Regions from separate parts of the Homo sapiens genome. Here region 2 is linked to region 1. Evidence: chromatin loops called from intact Hi-C (ENCODE). Cell type or tissue: Caco-2. All regions are shown on one strand. Region 1 holds the start of MIR601 (microRNA 601). Region 2 holds the start of MIR7150 (microRNA 7150).

Region 1 (8,000 bases):
ATCCCCCCATTTCAGCCACAAGTTCACATTCTTAACCCGCCTTTATTGTAGCAAGGAGCAGCCCTGTGCAAGGATGAGCTGACAGGCCTTAAAGTCTGACCTTTCCTGAAAGCTCTGCCCCGGGGCCCCGCGGGGCAGGGGCAGAACTGCTCCTTCACCCTACCCACACTCCTGCTTTTGTGGGCAGAAGTTGGGGGTGGGGATCATTCCAGCCAGGTGACCCTGTTGACCAGCTGCCAGAGCTGGGGAAACCAGTGCAGAGTCAGAAGGGGTGCAGGGATACCCACTTGTTTATTCAGCACGTGTTGACTGAATGTGAGCTGTGTGGCAGGCCCAGCTCTAATCACGATGATACTCGCAGCGTCATTATGCACTTCTCAGATTCCGAGCAGCAACATTCATTCGTTTCTAAAAATCTTGCTGAGCAACCATGACATACCAGGCAGTCCACAGAATGCGAGGCAGGGGTAAGAGAATCCTAAAACTCATCTTCTAATTCAGAGACACCCACTCATCGTCTTCCTTTTGTTGTTGACAAGAAGGGACATCCAGGTCACAGAGGAGCAGGATGAGCATTTATTGAGCCCCCATTGTGTACCAGACCCCTTGGGGGGACTTTCCCTGTATCCGGGCTTCACAATCACCCCACAGATGAAGACAGCCAGTTTGGTGGAATGCCTTTGGTGTTTACCACATCCCTGATATGCCAAACCTGTCTGAGATCAGACTGGCCACTCCACAGGAAAAACTTTGGTTAGATCAGACGTGCGCAGACCTGAGGGCTTGACAAGACTCTGTAAAGACTTGTCTTTTATGCAGCCAGCTTCTATCATCTGTGTCCCTAAGCCACCGTGCCGTGTCACCCACAAGCTTCTGGGGGGTGGGGGGTACGATGTTCAGGAAAAAGGGTGGGCAGGAAGTGGAGTGTGTGCCTGCTTCCCTTCCCTGTCTTGTCCTGGAAACTCAAAGGGTGGGCAGGAAGTGGAGTGTGTGCCTGCTTCCCTTCCCTGTCTTGTCCTGGAAACTCAAAGGGTGGGCAGGAGGTGGAGTGTGTGCCTGCTTCCCTTCCCTGTCTTGTCCTGGAAACTCAAAGGGTGGGCAGGAAGTGGAGTGTGTGCCTGCTTCCCTTCCCTGTCTTGTCCTGGAAACTCAAAGGGTGGGCAGGAAGTGGAGTGTGTGCCTGCTTCCCTTCCCTGTCTTGTCCTGGAAACTCAAAGGGTGGGCAGGAAGTGGAGTGTGTGCCTGCTTCCCTTCCCTGTCTTGTCCTGGAAACTCAAAGGGTGGGCAGGAGGTGGAGTGTGTGCCTGCTCCCTTCCCTGTCTTGTCCTGGAAACTCAAAGGGTGGGCAGGAGGTGGAGTGTGTGCCTGCTTCCCTTCCCTGTCTTGTCCTGGAAACTCAAAGGGTGGGCAGGAAGTGCAGTGTGTGCCTGCTTCCCTTCCCTGTCTTGTCCTGGAAACTCAAAGGGTGGGCAGGAAGTGGAGTGTGTGCCTGCTTCCCTTCCCTGTCTTGTCCTGGAAACTCAAAGGGTGGGCAGGAAGTGGAGTGTGTGCCTGCTTCCCTTCCCTGTCTTGTCCTGGAAACTCAAAGGGTGGGCAGGAAGTGGAGTGTGTGCCTGCTTCCCTTCCCTGTCTTGTCCTGGAAACTCAAAGGGTGGGCAGGAAGTGGAGTGTGTGCCTGCTTCCCTTCCCTGTCTTGTCCTGGAAACTCAAAGGGTGGGCAGGAGGTGGAGTGTGTGCCTGCTTCCCTTCCCTGTCTTGTCCTGGAAACTCAAAGGGTGGGCAGGAGGTGGAGTGTGTGCCTGCTTCCCTTCCCTGTCTTGTCCTGGAAACTCAAAGGGTGGGCAGGAAGTGGAGTGTGTGCCTGCTTCCCTTCCCTGTCTTGTCCTGGAAACTCAAAGGGTGGGCAGGAAGTGGAGTGTGTGCCTGCTTCCCTTCCCTGTCTTGTCCTGGAAACTCAAAGGGTGGGCAGGAAGTGGAGTGTGTGCCTGCTTCCCTTCCCTGTCTTGTCCTGGAAACTCAAAGGGTAGGCAGGAAGTGGAGTGTGTGCCTGCTTCCCTTCCCTGTCTTGTCCTGGAAACTCAAAGGGTGGGCAGGAAGTGGAGTGTGTGCCTGCTTCCCTTCCCTGTCTTGTCCTGGAAACTCAAAGGGTGGGCAGGAAGTGGAGTGTGTGCCTGCTTCCCTTCCCTGTCTTGTCCTGGAAACTCAAAGGGTGGGCAGGAAGTGGAGTGTGTGCCTGCTTCCCTTCCCTGTCTTGTCCTGGAAACTCAAAGGGTGGGCAGGAAGTGGAGTGTGTGCCTGCTTCCCTTCCCTGTCTTGTCCTGGAAACTCAAAGGGTGGGCAGGAGGTGGAGTGTGTGCCTGCTTCCCTTCCCTGTCTTGTCCTGGAAACTCAAAGGGTGGGCAGGAGGTGGAGTGTGTGCCTGCTTCCCTTCCCTGTCTTGTCCTGGAAACTCAGCAGTTGTGGCATCCCATCCGTGGAGAAAGCAAGCCCCCTGCCCCGGCAGGCTCGGTTGTTTTTATCAGCAATGAAATTCAGAGATAGACTTTCTCAGCTTAGCTCTCAACCCATCCCTCTCGGGCACTGGGAGTGTACAGAGATGGCCATGCCAAATTTAAAGCCATGTAATGTCGACTGGACCAAATGAGTATCCTTCTAAGGGCACCTAGAAATTCTCAGCCTAACATCCATCACGAACTCTGGCAGGGGATGAGGGTGTCTTTCTCTGTGGGCCCTCATGTTCGCTTTCAGAGACAGCGGGTCAGAAAAACCCATCCCGCTGCTGCAGCAGCTGTGGGGTTAGGAAGTTGGGTCCTTCCTGATGTGCCCACTGCAGACCCTCCCACTAGGTCTGCTCAGTGCATGTAGCTACACAAGATGGGCAGCATCCAGGCTGAACCCTGCTGGGAGGACTAGCACAGGGATGCTCTGGGAAGCAGAAAGACGATTTGTAGTGGCACTCTCTCATGCCTCTCTTATTTAGAGAGGAAAATAAGCACCCTGTGATTCTGTTGTAAAAAGAGCAAACTAAGCATGTTCACCCTAAAAACAAGTGTAAGCGCAACCTTTTCTTTCTACAAAACCAGCTTCTGGGCATCAGAGGAAGATGAGAGGGAATTGTCATTGATAAGGGCCTCTTTGTTCCGGGTCCTATGTAGACATCATCTCATTGGACCCTCACCACAGCCCTGCAAGGAGGCCAATGGAACTATCCTCATCTTGCAGATGAAGAAACCGAGCTTTCCAGGAGCACCCTTCTGATTTGAATAGGCCACAGAATTCCAGTTAATGTGTCTGTCTGCTGCCTATTAGATGGTGATGTTTCTGTGATAGGCTGGGCTTTTGTAGCCTGTAGCTTTGAAAATCCCTAAACGTTTTTTGGGGGGGCCGTTTATCCAAATGTTCAGAATGTACCTGTATGGCTTTTCCAACTCACTCCTTCTTGGGGCTCTCCCCCTGTACCTCCTCTAGGTGCGCCCACCTCGTCCACATGTTGTTAAGAGACCAAAGAGCAACATCGCAGTGGAAGGCCGGAGGACGTCTGTGCCGAGCCCTGAGCAGTGAGTATTGTGCCTCTCCCCTCTGTCTGTAAGAACCCTGTGTCTGCGGAGCCAGCACTTTGCGAAGCCCAAGCGTGTAGCCCCGGCCTTTGTGAGGCTTCCCCGGGGCTCCCAGCGGGTGTTTCACAAAGGGGTCATTCAGGGAACAGGACTTGATCTTTTACTCGGTCTGGTTGTCACACCAGTGGGAGGCCCCAGAGGCCAGGGAGCCGGGCACTTGGGCTGGATTTCGAGGGGTGGGGTCCAAAGCATACTTTGCTGGGTTCAGAAGAAGGTCCTAGGCCTCTTGTGCTGAAGATGCCGAGTCAGTAGGTGAGGGTTAGAACCTGGTGAAGGAGGCCAAGTGTTGAACTGGATCCACCCACCTTCCTAGGCCTCCATGGCCGAGAACCTATATACAGGACTGCCCTCATCCACTGCCCCAGACCCACCAGGACCCTTTGCCCACCTGTGCCGGAGGATTTATGTTACTGTGGTTTTTCTTACCCATCTCCCTGAGACGCGGAGCTCCCTGGGTGTTATGCCCAGCACCTCCCGTAGGACTGGCCTAGAGTCACCTGCTCAGGAGGCGTGGGGTAGATGAAGTGAATGAGGGGGGCAGAAAGACAAGCAGTGGACTGAAGTGGACCTGCCTGTGGTGGGGTGAGGCAGAAGGCTGCAGATAGCCCCGAGTCCAGACCAGAGCCATCTGCAGAAGGTAGCACTGCTTCCCTTTGTCCGCAAAAGGAGCACAGCCCTCAGTCTCTATCCAGACAACTCAGCGGCTACACGCTGACTTCCTGTGATGCCTTGAAAAAGTGCATGAGTTCGTCTTGGTCTAGGATTGTTGGAGGAGTCAGAAAAACTACCCCAGGGATCCTGAAGTCCTTTGGGTGGAAAGGGGGAGGCCCCCATGTCTGTCTGGCTCTCAGAAAATGGGAAAGAAGGTAAGGGACATGGCAGGTCCCAGTCAGAGTTGGAGCAAGAAGGAAAAAAAATGATTTCGAGCTGTCAAGCTGGGGCCTAACCCAAGTTGCAGTTCACTTCAGCTCTCCAGGATTTTCTGGTTGATAGCGAGGGTACGGTCTTTAAGGAACCAGCCCACCCAGACAGCCCTCAGACTTTGCCCAGAAAGTTCCAGAATTATATGTGTGCGTGCGTGTGTGTGTGTGTGTGTGTGCACGTGTGCGCTTGCACACAAGGATGCTCAGTTATTAGACATTTGGAAGAGAGGACTCCTGAAGCTGGGTTAAGTTTAACTTTTGCTCTGCACAATAGCCTGGTGGGAACATGAGGGATGGATTATGATTGCCCCCTTATGGAGAGAACGCTGCATGGCACCTGAGTGCCTCGGACTAAAGATTCCTCCTTAAGGGGATGAAATTTGTCACATTTCTTTGAAGTCCCCTCTTTAAAACTGGACTAAACCTTTTAGACACTGTACCAGGATACAGGGTCACAGGCCTGTTGATATTGAGATGTAAACCCAGAATATTCTTGCATTACACAGAAACACCATTGCAACACCAGCTACACTCCACATCCTACAGAAAAGCATTACCCATTTTGCGGCCAAGTTCCCGACGAGAGGCTGGACCTCTTCATCACATTGACTTACGCCGTTGCTTTTCCAGACTGGGCAGAGGGGCTGACTTCGCAGTGTGTGCCAAAGAGCCGGTGTCTGATAATCCCATTTTCCTGCTTATCACCTGAACTGTGTCAGTATCACTTTTAGTTTTGTTGGTTGGTTGGTTTGTTGTTTGTTTAATATGCCCTGTTTTCTACTTCTGTTGGAAAATATTTGGGGTTGAAATAAACCAGTGGGAGCATGGGAGCCAGTTTGGTGGTTGGCAAACTACCAGTGATAGAAAACAAATGACAGGTTTTCTGTGAGCGTACGTCACAGTGGCTCGGGCCCACAAGGAGACAGAGGGGTACGTTTCAGGACATCATTCCAAGGGTTTCTGTTCACGTTTGTTTAACGAGGAAGGGGAAGTTGTTCTCCCATAATACCAGTGGTATTTCTAGTGCAACCCGGGTGTTTTTCTACGCCTCTTCCCATGCTGCTTCCCCACCCCCCCACTGTGCTCCGCCCCTTCCAAATGCCATGTCACAACAGCACTTGGATGTGTTTTTCTCAACTGTCATCAGCTCCAGCTGGCAGGACCAACTTCTTGAAACACAGGAAGCATCCAGCGGAAAATATTTTAATAAAACAGACTCCTCATAAAATATTGTTCGGGGGAGGGGGAAGAAACCGGCTCCACCAATCTGTCGGCATTGTATTGGGAGATGTGAGAAGCCAGGCTGGCAGCAGGGGCCCGATCCTAATGGGCCTTTGTCAGGTGGTGGTTCCGTGTTGGGCACACGGACTTGGTGCCTGGCCCTTTAATCTGGCCTGGGTTTTCTTGAATCACAGATCTTCATCTCCACTGGGAATATCAAAGTGCTTGGGAAACTTAGAAGACTGGGGCAGCAGAAGGGGATGCAGGATCTTTGAAGTGGAGAGGAGAGATTCATTCCTCCTGACTTCTTGCCCCAACTCTCACTTCCAATTGCACATTAAATAATCCCAGCACTTTGGGAGGCCAAGGCGAGCGGATCACCTGAGGTCAGGGGTTCGAGACCAGCCTGGGCAACATGGCGAAACCCCGTCTCTACTAAAAATACAAAAATTAGCCGAGTGTGGTGGCGCACCCCTGTAATTCCAGCTACTCGGGAGGCTGAGGCATGAGAATCACTTGAACCCAGGAGGCGGAGGCTGCCGTGAGCTGAGATCACACCACCACACTCCAGCCTGTGCAACAGAGTGAGACTCTGTCTCAAAAATAAAATAACCAGCTTTGTGGACAGCAAGATGGGGCTGATTAAGAGTAAGACTGTCTCCTGGAGTAGCTGAGCATCCTGGGACTCATCAGGGCCCAGAAACACTAGCCAGCCACTCTCTGGCCAGTCCACCCCTGAAGTTCATTTCTTCCTTCCCAGCTGATGTCCATCCCTCCATCATTCCATCTGTCCATTCGTGCATTCATTCATTCAGCAAGTATCTTTGAAAACCTACTAGGCGCAAGCACGGACGATTTTTTTAAAGGAGGCCTTAAAAGGGAGTCCCCATGCTGACTCTTGGTTGACTTGCATTTTCCCAAAATGAAATTTTCCTGTGTCAAATTTTCTTTCTGAATCAATGATAGGTTTCCTAGTCCCTTAAAACTGGCCGTTGGCAATTGGAAGAAGACTTTTTTGAAGATTTGTGGGGGAAACATTCCCTTTACTTTTCAGGTAACATTACTTGGTTAATATTCAGTTACTAAATCTCTTCAAGAAGTACTGGCTACTTCCATTACTATTCAGAGCACAGCTGATGTGACGCCCAGGGGCTTCCGTGGGGCAGGGATCGGGGTAGGAGGGATCCTGCATGAGAGGCTGTGGGTCAGACACCAGTCAGCAGGGGGCGCGGTGGAGCACCCATTGATTTCTAGGCCCTCTTGGGCTAGCATCGTTTCTTCCCGAGTGGGAGCTCAGGCCCAGAATGTGGATTTGACCAGTCTTCCCAAGGTCACCCAGTTGAAAAGTGGCCAGGCCAGCATTCAGAATTCTTGATTTCATTCTCTCCATGACATTCTGATGCTGTCCTTGGAACGGGGCCCTTCAGGGTTCATCTTTAGTCTGGCTTTGCCCAGAGAGACAGCTCCACATCCTAAAATGAGATGATGGCCTGCCCAGCAGGCCACCCTTCCTCTCTGGCTCCCTGAAGGCTGGAGTTGGGAACCGGATCTGTTCAGTCTTCTCACCGCCAAAGAAACCATGTGCACTGGTGCCTGAGTGTTTCTTCTTGGGGAAGGAAAGAGGAATGACATTCACCAACATCCCTTAAGGTTGTCAGAGGTATTAGCCGGGCATGGTGGCGTGTACCTGTAGTCCCAGCTAGTCGGGAGGCTGAGGCATGAGAATTGCATGAGCCCTGGGGAGTTGAAGGTTGCAGTGAGCTGAGATCATGACACTGCACACCACCCTGGGCCTCAGAGCGAGACCCTATCTCAAAAAATAAAATAAAAAAGATTGTCAAAGGTAGGTGGTAGCTTTCCCATTGAACAGACAGAAAAACTGAGGCTCAGAGAGACTTTCATAACTTGCCCAAGGTTTCTCAGGGCCAGAAAATGGTAGGATCGGCTGTCTGATGACAGAAGCCTGGTCCATTCTTCTCTACTCTCCAGGCTTTTTGTTAAGACCTAATTATCCTCACGTGCTTCTCTGACTGGTGGGGACGACGGCTACGGCAGTGAGCACAGTGAGGTTCACAGCTCCCCTCCTATTAAAAGCAGGCCACGGCCGGGCGCGGTGGCTCACACCTGTAATCCCAGCACCTTGGGAGGCCGAGGCGGGCGGGTCACTTGAGGTCAGGAGTTCAAGACCAGCCTGGCTAACATGGCGAAACCCCGTCTCTACTAAAAACACAAAAAATTA
Region 2 (8,000 bases), 81 kb before region 1:
CTCCAGAAATATCAGCAGTCCCCTTTCAGCATGCTTGGTACTTACATTTAATGGGAACAAGTCTTTTGTTCCCCCAGCCCCCCTCTTTTTTTCAATTCTTTTAAAGCTGTTGATTCTGCAGGACATTGTGTATGTTTATATTTCTGTGGTCTCTGTTGTCCAGACTGGGAAAATGGTAGAAAAGATTCAAAGGGATCTCAGGAAAGACCTTTGAGAAACAGGGGTCTTTATAAGGAGCATGTGGGACAAGAAAGTGTCCACAGGACAATCGCATCCAGGAAAGCCATTTGGGGGCCATGCGCATTGGTCTGAGAGTAGCCTCAGGTTCTGCCGTATCTTTGCTCATGGTTCAGGGAGAAAACCAAGAACTGTGACCTTGGCTCGTAACTAAAAGACACAAGAGAGAAAACATTCTGAAGACCCTGCTCTAGTTACCAGCAATAATATTGGTGTGGAGGGGGCAGGTAAACAAACCTGCCAGCTGACTTGGGCCCTAGACTTGGTTAAACCCTGGCTTGCCTTCCCTTGATTGTAGATGGTAGAAGCCCAACTTAAACGAACTTGAGCAAAGAGGATAGGAGGGAGAATTTCTTGGCTTATATAACTGAGACATCCCGGACTTGTCTTGCTACCAGCATGGCTGGATCCAGGAGCTCAAATGATGTCTAGACTCTCAGTGACCTCTGTTTGGCTTTGCTTTTCATTATCTGTTTTATTTTCAAACATTCTCTTGCTTTGCTATAGAAATATGGGGGCCTCTATGGTCCTTCTAGCTTGAAGTGAGTCCCTCTCAACTCCAGTGTCTGTGCAGCAACTCTCAGTGGAGACTGCTCAAGTTAGTGTCGATCACTTCTGGGCTACCCTAAACTCATTGGTGTGACCAGAGGATGGAGTCCTCCAGTCGGCTCCCAGGGTCGCATGCCCACCCCTGTGGCTGGGCAGGGGGTTGGCAGGATCAGTCCCAATGGGAAAAGAGAGTTTTATTACCTATTCCCAGAGGAGTGTAAGAGGCAAATGTGTGGTCAATAGGAGGGTGGAGGGTGCCCAGAAGGTTGGGGGACCATGGAAGGTATGGGAACTAACATATGAGGTGGGGGTGAGGAGTTGGATATCAGGGATGGTTTCACCAAGGTGCTTGCACCAGCACTGGGCTCTAAGGACAAGGAAGATGATGCCAGCACACTCATGCTCAAGGCTTGCTGGCTGGACACATGCCATTTAGTTGGTGCCAACTTTCCAAGAGGCTCCTGTTGGCCATGGCTACAGGTTAGAAGATCAAAGGGGTGCTTTAGGGAGTGGGACTCATGGGGGATGCAGGAGCCAGCTGCTTCCTTCCTGGCCTCCCAGAAGTCTCGGTGTGTATCAAGCTGAGGCAGAAAGATTCCAGGGCTGGGCTAGCAGCTCTGGGGCTGGCGGCAGAGCCCAGAGCCAAGGTGACGCTGTCTGTGAACAGTGCAGAGATGCCCCACAGCGCTGGCATCTAAGAGCACAGTGTTCCGGGGGCGAGTCTCTGTTCCTGTAGCCTTGACCTGGGACACGTTGCCCTCTGACTAGCTCAAGTTCAGGGTGGGGCCTTCATTGGATTTACCTGCCCACTTGCCTGACATTCAGCCTCTCCCCATTTTTACTGAAATTTTAAACGTATTTATGATTGAGCTTCTTTTACAGAGGAGGAAATTAGGGCTCAGAGAGGTTGTGACTTGGCCAAAGCCACAGAACTGAGAAAAGTGACAATGCCAAAATCCATCGATCTCTTCTCTTCCCACCTGCTCCCATGCACCCCACCATGCAGCCAGTGATCTATGGCACCCGGGGTATGCCAGCCACTGAAGATCCAGGGGAATCAACCCCTTGTTCCCAAGTCACAGAGCCCATGGGCCAGGGAGATGGATTCAGAAAATGAAATCTGCTGCAGTGCTAGCTAAATGTTAGCAATGGCTAGAAAATCCAGAAGCCTAGGCATGAGAGTTTAGCCTCCGCATGTGGAGGCCAAAAACAGAGTCTTTGATCCATTCCTTATATCCAGGAAACTTTGTAAAACCAGCACATGCTCCTCAAAGGTGAGTGCAAACTGAGAGCAAAGCGTCTTCTTGGATGCTCAGGCTTCTTTCCCCGGCAGCTGACCCCACACTGCGTGTGTGTGTGTGTGTGTGTGTGTGTGTGTGTGTGCGCGCGCGCGCGTGTGTGTACGCGCACACACACACACGGTGTCCCCTGGTGGAACCTGGCAGGGGGAGAGGTAAGGTCTTTCAGCCTCTCCAAAGCCCATGGTCAGGTACTCAGGTGGGGGAGCCCTGCTCGCAGCCCCGAACCTGATCTGCTGGTGTTCAGCGGAGGAGATTACAGAGCTTAATGATTAGCTCCTCCAAGCTGCAGCTGATGCCAGCCCCTACCCCCTTTACACCTAATTACTCTCATTAATGAGCTCCTCTGCTCTCCATAGAGAGAGTTTCCTCTTTGGAATAAGAGGCAAAAATACCTTGCCCAGGTAGATTGCTGAAGCCTTTAATTATTGCCCACACCTGCTAAGCCTTGTGACTCACACCTAGTGATAGTGCGGAGCTGAAATGGAGCTTGTTTATAATCACGAGCAGATTTTAACTCTTTCAAAGCCAAAAAGCCTTCTGATTTCAAGAGACATGTTTCCCCAAGACCTCACACATGCTCATTTCATGCATGCACGCCAGGCTCTGCTCCCCCAACACTGGGGATCCTGAGGCAGCAGAAGTGCAGCTCCTGCCCTGAGGGAGTGCACAGTCTAGGAAGAGTGACAGGCTAGAAACTACACAGACAATTATAGTGGCTACCACTCACCACTTCCCTACATCAGGTCGCCTGTAGCCCTCGAAATAAAACTTTGAGGCAGATGTTACTACCTCCATGTTACAGAAGAGGGGAGGGGGCGCAGAGGGAGGATGTCACTTGCCCCAGGTGCCACAGCTAGGGAGGGTGTGAGGAGAGTGGGATCAGGTCTGCTGGGCTCCATGGCCAGTGTGCACCCCACTGTTGCCCAGAAGCTCCCTTGCATGCCAGACTGTACTGAGGGCCACAGTGAAGTCACTGCAGGACACGGTGAGGTTAGGAGGAAACAGGACTATGTGAGTAACAACAGAAGGAACAGGAGCAGAGGCTCAGGGGAGAACTGAATGCCTTGTGCATTCGTAGACCTGCAAGCACTCAGTGTGGCTAGAAGGTGCACTATGGGGTGCGGAGCAAGGGGCAACAAGGCAGGAAGGACAGGCAGGGGCCGGGGCAGGGTCCTAAATGCAGGGGAAAGACCCTGGACTTCCTATCCGCTGCACCCTCCCCAGTACCTCACAAAGCACCCAGTACATAGCAGGTCAGTACATGTTGATGAATGGAGGGACAGCCATGCTAAAGGCATGATAACCATTGAAGGATTTAAGCAGGGGAGGGACAGTACCAGAGGGCTGTCTGGAAGAATCTCTGGGCGGCTTACTCTCTGAACACTGAGATTCAAGGGCAAAGTCCTCACCACAGCCCTTTGCCCCAATCGAGAGGTCTGCGCTAGGCTGTCTAGTTGCTCAGTGTTAGAGGTGCGATTAAACCCAGATCTTTGTGTCTGCAAAAACCCAGCTCTGTCTCCTTCACCTTGTGTCCTGCTAGATAGAAGATAATATACTAAATGGCTTAGAACAGAAAGACAAGAGTTTCCCACCATGGCTGCTAGGATTCTGAATGAGAAACTTTCAGGATAGGAGCACAGGTTTCTAAAACACCAGAGCTGCTCAGACATAACCAAGTCCCTCTGACCAGATTTAGACAGATTGTTAGATGAATTGATGTAATATTTAATAGCATGTATGGCATGGCTCCGATGACCAGGAGACACTAACCCGTTTGCTACAAGTCCTAGGAGACTAAAAATCATTTTTAAAAAAACACAAAAAAAACTAAGCTGTGTCTCAAACAAAGAACAACAACCCACAACTGAGTCTCTCTTACACATCTGGCCTTGGGGCAGGTACTTTATGTGAAATCTGTCTGTGCCTCGCAGCAACTCTGGGAGGTAGATGGAATTATCCCCATCTTACAAACGAACTGACCTGTGACTTGGGGAGCTAAAGACTTCCCCACAGTCACATGGATAATGAGCGACAGAGCCAGGAGTCTCAGCCCAGCCTGTCCCACTGCAGAGCCGGAGCCACCCCAGGACACACTGTCCCTCAGAAGCTATCCATCACAAGACATCAGTCACCACACATGGAACCCGGAACAGACCCTGGCAGACTTGGTGTGTGCATGCGTCTGGTCAGCCCAGAGCTGGGGAACCCAGCAAGTGCTAGGCCTGGGAAGCCTGTGTGTTCTGGATAGAGACTGTCTGCACACAGAGGCTGGCCTGCAAGACCCAGGCTTTGCTCTGCTTGGGATTTGTCTCCTGAGTTCCTGGAGGCTGCCATGGTGGGGGTCATCTGGCAGCCAAGGGAGGACTGGAGCAGCAGCGGCGGCATGGCCCCCCAGCATCTCTGGACCACCATCGGCATGCCAGCCCCTGCTCTTGGGGTAGGGATTCCAAGGTACTGAAAACATAGTCCCTGCATGGGGCCTCTGCTGGACTCTTAGGAAGGAGGAGACCCTGGCGAGTACTACCTGGTCCTACTTGCCTCTCCAAAGCACTCAGTGTAGTAGGGGGAGGTGGTCAGTCGGCTAGATCCATCAACTCTTGCATCCAAGTCAACTCTTGTCTCCTAAAGCCTCTCTTGAATTCCTCCCTTTCCATTCCTGCCTGGCAGCTGCCTCAGTGGACACAGTGCTTCCTTGGCAGATCACTGGCCTCACTGAGATCAGAATGATCCTCTTGAAGTGCAAATATCTACACTCCCTTCCCCCAGCCACCCAAATTTTAGGGTTCCCTGTTGCTTTAGGACAACATGACCTAAAAAGACCTGCATGATCCATGCCCAGGCTTGGTTGGAGCCCCTCCCCCTCTGCTGTCCTGTTCCAGCCTCTCTCATTTCCCCTGGCACTCCTCCATCCCACAGAGGCCTGGGGCTTCTGCCCACCTTCCCCTCTGAGCACACAGGTTACTTTCCCAGGAATGCTTTCTGCAGCCTCCAGGTGTCTTCTTGGGACCTTGTTCTTTGTTCTCTGCACAGCAGGAACCTCTGCTTCAAGGCCATTGTCCCAGGGGGTAATTGTTCCTTTATGGGGCTGCTTGACTATCCTCAGGTAGCTGACTGTGATAGCTCCAGGGGCTGATACCCAGTAGGCTCTCAACAACTACTCACTGAATCAGTGAATGAAAGGCAAAAACAGCCACCCTTCCTCACAAATTTGGGAAAGGCTTCCCATAGGCAGAGACCTTTGAGTTGGGTCCTGAGTCCATGTTTGCCAGGCCAAGGGAATGATAGGCAAGAGGTATTTGATTTGACCATGTGTGTGTTTGTGTTAAAAAATAAAGATAATGGGCCGGGTGCGGTGGTTCACGCCTGTAATCCCAACACTTTGGGAGGCTGAGGTAGGCAGATCACTTGAGACTAGGAGTTCAAGACCAGCCTGGCCAACATCACAAAACCCTGACTCTACTAAAAATACAAAAGTTAGCCATTCATGGTGGTGCACACCTGTAATCCTAGCTACTTGGGAGGCTGAGGCACAAGAATCACTTGAACCTGGGAGGCAGAGGTTGCAGTGAACCAAGATCGCGCCACTGCGCTCCAGCCTGGGCAACAGAGCGAGACTCTGTCTGAAAAAGAATAAAGGCCGAGCACTGCCACTCATGCCTGTAATCCCAGCTCTTTGAGAGGCCGAGGCAGGTGGATCACTTGGTGCCAGGAGTTCGAGACCAGCCTGACCAACATGGCCAAATCCCATCTCTACTAAAAATACAAAAGAAAAAAAAATAGCCAGACATGGTGGCACACATCTGTAATCCCAGCTACTCAGGTAGCTGAGGCATGAGAATTGCCTGAACCTGGAAGGCAGAGGTTGCAGTGAGCAGAGATCACGCCACTGCACTCCAGCCTGGGCAACAGAGCAAGTCTCTGTCTCAAAAAAAAAAAAAAAAGAAAGAAAGAAAAAAGACAATATGCATATTGAATTACAGCTTTCCTAAAAGCTGACACCCCTTTTCTGAATAGGCATAAAGAAGCATAATCAAATTCAGCTCAAGTGTTCCCCCTCCAGGAAGTCTTCCCTGATCACCCCACCTGTAAATAGCAGGGGCAATGATGCCTACTGCAGACCTCTACTTAGTGACTAGCTGATGGCAGGTGGCTGGTAGGACCTGACCCCACCACTCCTTATTTGGGTTTCTTAATCTCTCAGAACCTCAGTTTCCTCACCTTTAAAATAGGAATAATGATAGCTGCTGGGCAAAGGCTGAGTGAAGGACGGCCTCTTCGGCAGCACCTGGCACAGGAGGGCCGTCTGTAAATGCACGCGTCCTTCCTGGTGCCTGGGCTTCCCTCACTGTTTCTTCCTCCCGCTCCCGCTTCCTTGTTTCCACGTGTTGCTATGCAGCCTCACTGTCCTGGTAGGTTTCTAGGTAGTTGCCATCCCCACCATTGCCACCTCCACCAACTAATAGCTGCTGTTTAGCTCACACATGCATATTTTAGCCTCATAATTTTTCTTCCTGAGTCGGCCTCTGCAGATTCTAATCACCTCACTTTCTCTTCCCTGAATTCCCTCCAATTTGGAGATTCAAAAGAGGCGCTTCTCTGCATGAACATGCTGTGATTCAAGTTGAAAATAAATTTCTGCTGGCAGCAGCCAGCTTTCTGAAAAGTGACATTTAAGACTGACAGTGGACAAGATTGTAAACAGGTTTCCAATAAGAAAAAAAAAGTCAGTGTGAAGTGCATTCTATGAATTTTTTTAAACAATGTGTGCGCATGTCTATAATTGCAGCCTTGCTGTGACGCCGTCTGCTTCAGGAAGAATTCTGGGACAGTGTATGTCTGTTTGAAACTATCTTGGTATCCTTTTACTTTTCGGAAAGCAGCTTCATTTCATGGGACTCACTCCCATACAAGAGTGTAGCGTATTCATTCATTCGACACACGTGTGTTCAGTGTGCCATTGTGTGCCAGGCTGTATGCTTGGTAAGGTCATGAAGACAGTTCCCTCCCTATCTGTAGAGAGTTCACATCCTCAAGGGGGAGGCTGGCGGATAAGCAGGTGACTTTTATTTAATAGGATAGAGGTAAGCTTAGAGTGCTATGGGACCCCAGAGGAAGACCCCAAGAGGGATGGCTATGGGGGCAGGGACAGCTTCCTGGAACTATGGCACCTGAGCATGGCTTGTAAGATGAGATGTTAGCCTAACAAAGAATGGAGGAAGAGGCATTCTATTCTAAGCAGAGGGAATACCGTGAGCAAAAGCAAAGAGGTTTGAAAGCACAGCGTATGGGAAGCTCCAGGCCTGTAGCAATGATTGAGACTTCTGGTTTGCAGGGCTAATGTCAAGAGGTGTGGCTGGAGGGGCCTTGGGGGGCTGGCACGCTAAGCTAAGAAGAGCCTTGAAGCCTCTCACAAGGGCAGTGCCGGGCTTCCGCAGGTGTGGCGTGAGCACATGTCCAGAGTGGTGCCTTGAGGAGGTCTCTCGGGAGTGTCGAGACACAGGGTTGGGTGGAGAGAGTCTGGAAGCAGGGGCCCTGGGAGGAGGCAATTGCCGCTGTCCAGGCAGAAGATGGGGAGGCCTGGGAACCCTCACAGAGTCAGATGGAGGGCTCAGGGGATAAGAACATTTAGAAAGTAAAATAGCCCATTGGCAGAAGGTCTGTTATTTTGTATTTCTCCCAAAACAACCTTGTTCATGAGTACCTCAGATTATCAGCTCCTACTTCGGTAGGGGAGTCTGCCCTGACACTAGGGAATATGTTGCTAGTTAAATGAATTCAGCTGACATTTGCCTTCCCCATTCATCATGACTAAATGAAAGCTCTTTTCTGAGTTTCTTGGAATGGTCTTTTGACAGTCCCCTGGCCAGAACCACAAATCACCCTGCAGTTAGCGTCTAAAGGAAGCAAGAAGCA

The links. Hi-C counts contacts between places; a loop is a spot of excess contacts. Peaks named below come from ENCODE experiments on the same cell type or tissue, not always from the same donor. Only the 100,000 strongest peaks of a DNase experiment are listed, where the experiment ranks them.
Region 2: it touches region 1 in a loop (3-fold over the local background); 2 of 110 quality-filtered maps call a loop at or near these places.

Annotation. Positions count from the first base shown.
Region 1 is chr9:123,398,959-123,406,958 of GRCh38, reverse strand. It overlaps DENND1A (DENN domain containing 1A), which reads left to right. Exons shown (of 24, transcript NM_001352964.2): 21 at 3,469-3,557. MIR601 (microRNA 601) reads left to right here and starts at 4,356; the gene lies at 4,356-4,434. RefSeq lists an enhancer at 3,732-4,353. In Caco-2, CTCF peaks have their summits at 4,849 (motif pointing left) and 6,966 (motif pointing right); no DNase peak of the experiment used is centred here.
Region 2 is chr9:123,479,826-123,487,825 of GRCh38, reverse strand. All of the region lies in intron 13 of DENND1A (DENN domain containing 1A), which reads left to right. It overlaps MIR7150 (microRNA 7150), which reads left to right and starts at 2,204; the gene lies at 2,204-2,297. RefSeq lists an enhancer at 4,643-5,508. In Caco-2, no CTCF peak of the experiment used is centred here; DNase peaks (open chromatin) are centred at 2,282 and 3,475.